2 separate regions of the Homo sapiens genome follow, and region 2 is linked to region 1. A link is a contact called in ENCODE Hi-C or POLR2A ChIA-PET data. All regions are on one chromosome and are shown on one strand. The core of a region is the stretch at or near the end of the contact, and the rest is flanking DNA. Distances in the headings are between cores, read along the strand shown.

Region 1 (4,288 bases), core at 1,238-3,737:
GGCCTCCCAAAGTGCTGGGATTATAGGCGTGAGCCACCGCATCCGGCCAATAGAAGATATTCTTATTTGCATAGATGTTACTTATTTGAGATAGGCTTCTTTGTGCCAAGAAATGTGCAGAGAATATATGGAGTGAGTAAAGCAGTGTTGTTGACCTCAGTTCATTTATTCATTCAACAGATTTGTGTACCTGACATAAATCTACATGATGAGCAAACATATAGAACCTTCTCTATAGAACTCTATGGAACTGTTTAGAAGGGGCTATGAGTGTTAAAAAAAATCACACCCATGACTTACAAACGGAGATCAATGCTGTGAAGGAGGAACACAGTTCTATGAGAACTTATAACAAAGGAACTTGACCTAGAATGGGATCTCAGGGGAAGCTTCTCTGAAAAAGTGATGTTTGACCTGAGATCTGAAGGAGGCTTTAAACGGTCTGTGAGTGGCTGTTTGGGGCTGCAAGGAGATTATTCCTGCTCTGGTGGGAAGAAGCCTGCTGGCCTGTGGTAGAAATCCCTATACCTGGGGGAAGTGGAAAAACTGGTGTAACTGCAAAGTGGGGGGCTGGGTGCAGGTTGGATTAGCAGCAGGTGCAAGATGAGCACAAAAGAATTTGAGTGGCATAAAATGCTGTCAAAGCATTTAGAATCCCTGAGAGACTAGGTACAGTATGAATTCAGAATAGAGCGGTTTGCTTCTTCTCACCAGCCTTTTCCAACTCACTATAAACTGGCACTTTTAAAATGGTCTGTAGAAAAGAAAAAAGAAATTCTTTTCAGCCTGTGCCATGTGTCTGGATATAGCTGGTTAGAAAATTGGAAGTGTGTCCAAGTACAGGAGTAGCTTTGTAGCAAGGCTTTAGGATCAATTTCATCTCTGACATATATGGAGTAATCTCATAGCCACTTGGATATGAAGCAGATTTTCAAGTCACAGGTCCCCCTCAGGATGGTTTCACTGAGGAATGGTGTTTAGTGGAGCTTATAGCAGAGCTAGATTTGCACTACAGACCATCTCTGATTTGTATTGATCACAGCCACCTTTCAGGGGGGCAAAGACATTATGCCTCATCAGCTCTTGCTCTCAGTACATGTGCTGTGTTAGGAGTTTGAGACAGATATTTCTATGTCCTGTAGAATAACTTGATTTGTCTTTAAAGAGAGACCAGCAGAGTTATCTTTAAATAGCAAACATGCATGTGCATGTCTGTTTGGCTGTCTGTGGCAACAAAGCAGGACCCCTGGGTTCTATTCAGCCTGGCCCCACCCCCATCTTGTTGAGAGACTATAGGCAAATCACTTTAATCTGTCTAAATTTCTCTGTTTATTGGAAAGAGAGTACCTGATAATGCAGCCACTTTATAGGGCCTTGGAAAGTCTAATTAACATTTATGAAGCTATTTGAGAGTTCCATGAAACTTGCCTGGAAGGGGAAAGGTGTAATAGTGAAGATACCAGAAGTAATCATTTAAATTTTCAGCTTGTACCTTTCTAATTTGGGTTGACACTGAGTGAACTTAATAGTTAGAATTTGTATTTTATAGGAATACATTTAAAAAATTCCTATACAATGTCTTTGGGAGGACAAAATGATCTTGGCTATCACCACTAGAGAATACATGCTTTAAATGTACTTTAATTTTAATAAAATTTAGCAAGTTGATATATATATTTTTTACCAGAATTAATTGTGGGTGGGTAAGAAATTAGTTTGAAATTAACAGTTGGTAATCTGTTAAGATTCACATAAAAATTGAATTAATGAGGGAGTTTGGAATCTGGTAGCTGGTAGGTTATATGTTTATTTAAAGCCACATGGTAAGGAATGTGCACTTATTTTGCTTCCTTATTAGATGAATTTCAATCATGCACAATTTAAGCTATGTCTTGTCTAACAGATGGATCTTTATTTACTTGTGGAAAAGGGATTGGTGAGATTTTTAAACAAATGGCTTGCAGAGAATTCTTAATGTGTAAGGAAAACTGGGGTCAGAAGTGTTCTTTGACACGAAACAATGCTGCTTTCTCCCGGTGCATCTTTGAAATAAATGTTTAGCTTGTCTGTGATTGTTGGTTGTTTCATCTGCATTTATTAGACGTCAGAGGTGGTTGGCATTAATATTCCTGGCAGAAGCAGAGGCAGCTCTAGGATGTGTGAAATGCTGATCACTCACAGGGATGCGCTGCCTCTTTAATATCTTGCTTGCAGATGCATTTTCTAGCTGACCACGCTATTAAGAGCTGCCATCAATCACGCAGGCTCCCAGTTCCGGCTGTCGGAGGGGAGGGAGGATTGGAGCGGGTGGAGGCTGGCCAAGCAACGAAGGAGATAAAATTGCAGCTGGCATTGTGTGTGCGCGCGCCCGCGGCGGCGGCCAGCAGGGGTGCGCGCGGAGCGGGCTGGGCTCCAGCCCGGGTTTTGCCGGCCGCCGCCGTCGCGGGGAGTCTGCTCTTTCTCTCCCGGCGTCTGGGTCACCGGCATGTGGCAGTGCTGGCCCGGCCTCCCGGGCTGAAGGAGTGCGAGCTGAGTGCCGCGGCCGTGGGCAGCAGGCTCGGGCCAGGGCGGCCGCCTCCCTAGCCGCGGGCGGGGCCCCGCGCGGCCACCGCCTCCCGGAGCCGCCAAGCCGCCGGGACCTGCGCCCGCGCCGCGGTGCCCTGCGGCCGCTCAGGCCTCCTTTTGTTTTAGCAAGTGCACTTCACTCCCCGGGCCCCCACCTGCCCGCCTGCGCCGCCCCTTTCCGCGGGTCCGGAGTTGGCGGGGCCCTGCGCCGGAGGAGGAGGACCAGGCCCGCGGGCTCAGCTCTCGCCGCCAGCGGGCCGCAGGCAAGTGGCCGGCGGCCTCGTGCGTCGAGGGGGACGCGAATCTCGGGCCAGAAAGTTGGACAAGTGCGGGCGGGGGGCTCGGGGTGGGTGCACGGAGTGTTCCAGCCGACCCTAGAAAGATGGAACTCGGGTGTTCCTAAGAATGATGATGGCTTTCCAGGAACGGGGAGTCAGTATTTGCCGTGTCCCATTGCATTTCTGTTGGGCTCACTAGTTTTTAAGTAGCCCCAAACTCTTGAAATCTCAGTTAATTAAATCGAACAGAAAACATTTTTTTGAGGGGGGAGAGAAAACACTATTTAAAAATACATGTATATGTATATATTTTTATTTTTTTCTTCTGAAAGGAAAGTGCTTTTGAAGCCGAGTATAATGCAGAAGTCGCTCTTTGATCAGAAACTTCATTGCTTTACTGTGGAATAAACAAGTTTAAAAATAAAATGAATTTGATGGACTTGATTTGAGGCTACTTAAGTGACAAATGAAATTTTCTTCTTGGACCGAACTACTGTTATTTTGCCAGAGTAGCTAAAATGCGGAGGTACTCTTGACGATTGTTTTACGTTTAAATTGTTAAAAGAATTTTTTAGTGTGGGATGCTGTCTTCCTTGTTTCTCCTCTCTTGTTTACTCAACTCTTGTTTTCTGAAACTGTAGGGAGACCTGCTTGACCACTTTTTGTTTGCTGAGAAGGAAACTCCTGTAATAGGTTACTTTGTTTTACTTGCAGCCCTTAAGCGTCCCTGGCGCACATGTGCCCCGCGCTCTGTGGGCATTGTTTGGCTGGAGGCCTCTCAGCCACACGGAAAATCTAAAAAATGGTCTGTGAATGAACACGGGTGTCTACAGAGAAATTCCATTTTCCCTTTGTGCCTCTGTGTTTTAAGATTGAGACACTGAGTAAAAGTTGAGAACAGATTTAACAAAGTCCTCACAATTCTGTGCCAAAATTACTGTTTTGAGTTCTGGCTTTTTTTTTTTTTTCCTCTTTCTGGAAACTCCAAATTTAAAGTAGACATGATTTGAAACCTTACAGATGGGAACAATATCCCATGTAAGCACGTTGATCTGTGGGCAATTATTTCCAGAAGCACAACCAACTCTACATTTTTATGCATGTGTTAGACTTGGGCTCTGAGAGGCAGTTGCCTTTCTGAATATTTACATTGCCTAGTAAATTACACAAGGCAGATTTTTAGATGCTTAACAGCAGCTTCACAATAGTGTGGGGGCAGCAGAGTTGAGCTTGTATTTTTTTTTTCTAACTCTGTAATTTAGTAGTGTTTAAACTATTTTATAAAGATCCCTGGGACCAGTGAAAGATGGTTTTTCAGTCCAGAGCAGTTGAGCGCTCATTGTACTCCGGCAGGCGCTGGCGCTTGGCAGGCTGCACTTGAAATGTTATTTGATCTGGTTGCATGATAGAATTGACCAAGATTACACTTTTTCCCTCCCCGTGGC
Region 2 (3,999 bases), core at 834-3,333, 86 kb before region 1:
TCATGAAAAGTAAAATTTATTCTGAAAAGATAGACCAGTTGCTTAGTAAGTGAAATGTAACTTGTTGTAGAAATGATCTGTAATTTCAGGCCATATTTTCTAGGAAGGTGCTGTCATCTAAGTCTCCCTTCCCCTGGGCATTTGGCTGTTAATAAGGGATTATCTGAGTGATATTTTGGGCTTGCCCATTCATTTGGCAGAATTTTATTTTTTTAGTGTCTCTTGCAAGATATAATGCTAGGCATTGGGGATATAAAGATGAGTAAGATGTGTCCCTACCCTCCTGGAGGTCATGATGAAAAGTGGGGAACAGATATGAAAAAAACCCCACTAAAATACAGACTGAAAGAACTGTAGTAATAGTAGAAACATGATGCTCCAACAATGTAGAGAGTCATTAAGTGTGCATATACTATCTTGGGCATTTGCATAGCACTTAGGGAGTTAACAAGTTGGTGTTTATCTTGGCAGACCACCTTCAGGCAGCTACCTTTATTGTGGGTGTGTGACCTCATGTAACTTGAGTGGGATTTTCCATGTCATTAGTAGTTCCTAGGGAGTAGAGAGTAAATCTCTTTTTGGAAGAGGTTGTATTCTCCTGAATCCAAAATACCTTTCTGTATGTTTTGTTGTCTTTTAAGAATATTTCTCAGACGTTATATAAGTAATTTCATTTTTTCTGAGTCCCTTCTTTGGAAAAGGAGTTCTTGCCAAATGAAAGGGACACAGTGTTTGGTTTTTCAGTTCATTATGAAACCCCTACCACCCTGTCTCCCTAAAGAAGTAAAGCCTGGGCCGGGTGCGGTGGCTCATGCCTGTAATCCCAGCATTTTGGGAGGCTGAGGTGGGTGGATCACTTGAGGTCAGTAATTTGAGACCAGCCTGGCCAACATGGCCAAAACCCATCTCTACTAAAAATACAAAAAAATTATTTGGGCATGGTGGCGCATGCCTATAATCCCAGCTACTCGGGAGGCCGAGGTACGAGAATTGCTTGAACCTGGGAGGTGGAGATTGCAGTGATCTGAGATCGTGCTACTACACTGCAGCCTGGATAACAAGAGCAAGACTCTGTAAGTAAAGCCTGACCTTTTTTCTTCCTAGAAAATGGCTTAGTTTATTTCTATATGAAGGATTTGAAAAACTGTAAAAATAATTCATTAGCATCTTATAAATTGATACAGGGATTACCTTGGAGCTTTATTAAACTCTAGGCTGTTGGTTATACCTATTACCTTCATATTTCTCTTAGTGGTATTAAATCTATTCATTTATCAAATAGATTAGATTTATTATTTATTTGTATTATTAGCTACATAGTATAGAAGGTACTGGGGAGACTTGTAATATGGTGGGGTTTGCCCACATTAGGAACACATGTTTTTCCTCATGTTTAATTTTTTTTGGGGGGGTGTCCTTTAACTATCTCGCGTTTCAGTACATATGCCATTTCCTGTCCCAAAGGAGCACATAAGTCTAGTCCTAATCTTGGTGCTTGAACCCGCAGTTCCAGAGAAAAGCAACTGGCACTGAATGCTCTCTGGCTCATCTTTCCATCCAGGATCTGTCAGCTAGCCAACAGGTGTGGGAGGTGTGTTTTCCAAGTTTAATGTTGCTGTTAGTGGGATACAAAAGAAATAAAAGTTACTATCTTTGGCCTCAGAATTTAGGAGGGAAGCCTTGCAAGAATACAACATTTAGAGATTTCTAGAACAAAAGCGGAATTTAACCAAGTACTTACTGTTTAGCATAACAAATTTAGTTCAGTTTCAGGTTAGAGATTGGTGTGGATTAAATAAGTTGACCAAAGATCCATTGAAAAGCTGAGTGGGCCATCGAAGAATGGGTGCTGTTTGAATAGCAGACTGGGAGAGCAGGTTAGGACAGTCCAGGCAGGGGTCGGCCTGAGGCAGGAATGCATATGGTATGCGCAGCGTTCAGTAAAGAGAACCTGGTTGAAGTACAGAATTTGTGGGGAGGAATAGTGCCAGATAAGTTAGGTAGACCAAAGAAGACAGGCTTGGAATGCTAGGCACGGAGTGTCTGTTGGCACCTGAAGGGAATTGGGGCGAGGTAATAAGGTAGCACGTCAGCCAGAGACTGGAGAGTACATCTCTGTCTGAGTAATTTTGGCCCCAAATTTGTAATGTGGGGATGGGAAGTGTATTGGTCAGTCCTGATAAAGAGTTATGTGTGCATCTGTGTGACGTGTTAAAATTGCTTCCTGCCACTGCTCGTGTTTGGTCAGATAGTAGGTTAGGCTGAAGGAAAGAGAGGTAGTAGCCACAGGACAGATAAGCTTTGAGAAGCCAGAGTGGTTGGTAAAGTATTTGGCTTTCATTTAGTATCTCTCATATATATATATATATATATATATTTTTTTTTTTTTTTTTTTTGGTAGAGAGGAGGTCTTGCTGTGTTGCCCAGGCTGGTTTCGAACTCCTGGGATCAAGCAACCCTCCCCCATCGGCTTCCCCAAATGCTGGGATTACAGGTGTGAGCCACTGTGCCCAGCCTAGTATCATATTTTATACAAGATAAATTTTACCAAAAATTCTACCATCAAATATAGAAGTTACTTTAGTTTTTTAAAAAATAATAGTTCACATATTCTGTTTCATGTCTTCTCTTGCCTCTCACCCTGAGCACCCACTGATTCATACCTGTTTATCTCCCCCTCCTTTGCTTCTTAGCTCCTGTTTATTCTTCAGGTCTGAGTTTTGGGATCATTTCATTTGGAAAGCCTCAGGGCTGTGCCCAGGGTGCTCTGCCTGGCCCCTGTACTCCCCCGAGCCATCTCTTATGCCTCACTGTAATCCCACCTGTACTTGTCAGTGGCTTTGCTACCCTGTGTGCTCTGAAAGCACAGGGACGAGTCTTGTTTGCTCCTGAATCCTCATCTGTCAGGGCTGGTCAGGCACATAGATGCTACATGGTTAGTAAATATTTGTGCAATATAAAGGTTGGACTTCTTTGTTACTATCATTACAGCTTCTTAAAAAAAAAAAAAAACACTGGCTGGGCGCAGTGGCTCACGCCTGTAATCCCAGCACTTTGGGAGGCCGAGGCAGGTAGATAATGAGGTCAGGAGTTCGAGACCAGCCTGGCCAACATGGTGAAATCCCATCTCTACTAAAAATACAGAAATTAGCTGGGTGTGGTGGCACACATCTGTAATCCCAGCTGCTGAGGAGGCTAAGGCAGGAGAATCGCTTGAACTTGGGAGGAGGTGGTTGCAGTGAGCCGAGATCGCGCCACTGCGCTCCAGCCTGGGCAACAAGAGGAAGACTCCGTCTCAAAAAAAAAAAAAAAAAAACTCCTTGATAAACACCTTTGTGCTTCTATGTAGTCATTATTAACATATATTAAAAATTACTATATTATTATAACGTTATGATGTTATTATAACACATTAACATAACATGGTTGTATTATGTTTTTTTCACATGTATATTCCTTAAGTATTTTCCTATTATTGGGCACTTGGCTTATTTCCATTTTTCTTTTTTGTACTCTATCTAGTACTACAACCATAAACTTCTTGTACATACAGCACTTCTTTTTAATGCTTTTATTTTTTTGAGACAGGGTCTTACTCTGTCACCCAGGCTGGAGTGCAGTGGCACCATCATGGCTAACTGCAGCCTTGACCTCCCGGGCTCAAGCCGTCCTCCCACCCCAGCTTCCGAAGTAGCTGGGACTACAGGTGTGCGCCACTATGCCTGGCTAATTTTTGTATTTTTTGTAGAGATGGGGTTTTGCCATGTTGCCCAGGCTGGTAATACTTTTAAATTAAGAACGATAAAGGAAAACCATACACCAAAGCACATTTTTTTTTTTTTTTTTTTGAGGCAGAGTCTTCCTCTGTTGCCCTGGCTGAAGTGCAGGGTCATGATCTCGGCTCACTGCAACCTCTGCTACCAGTATTCAAGCCATTCTCCTGCCTCAGCCTCCCAAGTAGCTGGGATTACAGGCACCCACCACGACGCCTGGCTAATT

The links. A loop is a pair of places that touch in the nucleus more often than their neighbours do. ChIA-PET counts read pairs that join two places held with the same protein, here RNA polymerase II (POLR2A).
Region 2: a map of PC-9 shows a loop between it and region 1 (9-fold over the local background). The contact joins two enhancer-like sites. A Hi-C loop is called at or near these places in 1 of 168 maps with a recorded cell type or tissue (PC-9). POLR2A ChIA-PET finds 5 or more read pairs at or near these places in 3 of 52 experiments (WTC11, activated T-cell and activated naive CD4-positive, alpha-beta T cell).

The regions. Positions count from the first base shown.
Region 1 is chr1:8,701,595-8,705,882 of GRCh38, reverse strand. All of the region lies in intron 1 of RERE (arginine-glutamic acid dipeptide repeats), which reads left to right. Among named protein-coding and RNA genes, the nearest start is that of RERE, 110 kb to the left of the region's middle. RefSeq lists a silencer at 2,230-2,849. Within about 2 kb of position 2,487, at least 32 of the 41 ENCODE cell types and tissues checked have a DNase peak (open chromatin) inside an H3K27ac peak, as active enhancers do.
Region 2 is chr1:8,787,680-8,791,678 of GRCh38, reverse strand. The region is part of intron 1 of RERE (arginine-glutamic acid dipeptide repeats); the gene reads left to right. Among named protein-coding and RNA genes, the nearest start is that of RERE, 28 kb to the left of the region's middle. Within about 2 kb of position 2,083, at least 5 of the 41 ENCODE cell types and tissues checked have a DNase peak (open chromatin) inside an H3K27ac peak, as active enhancers do.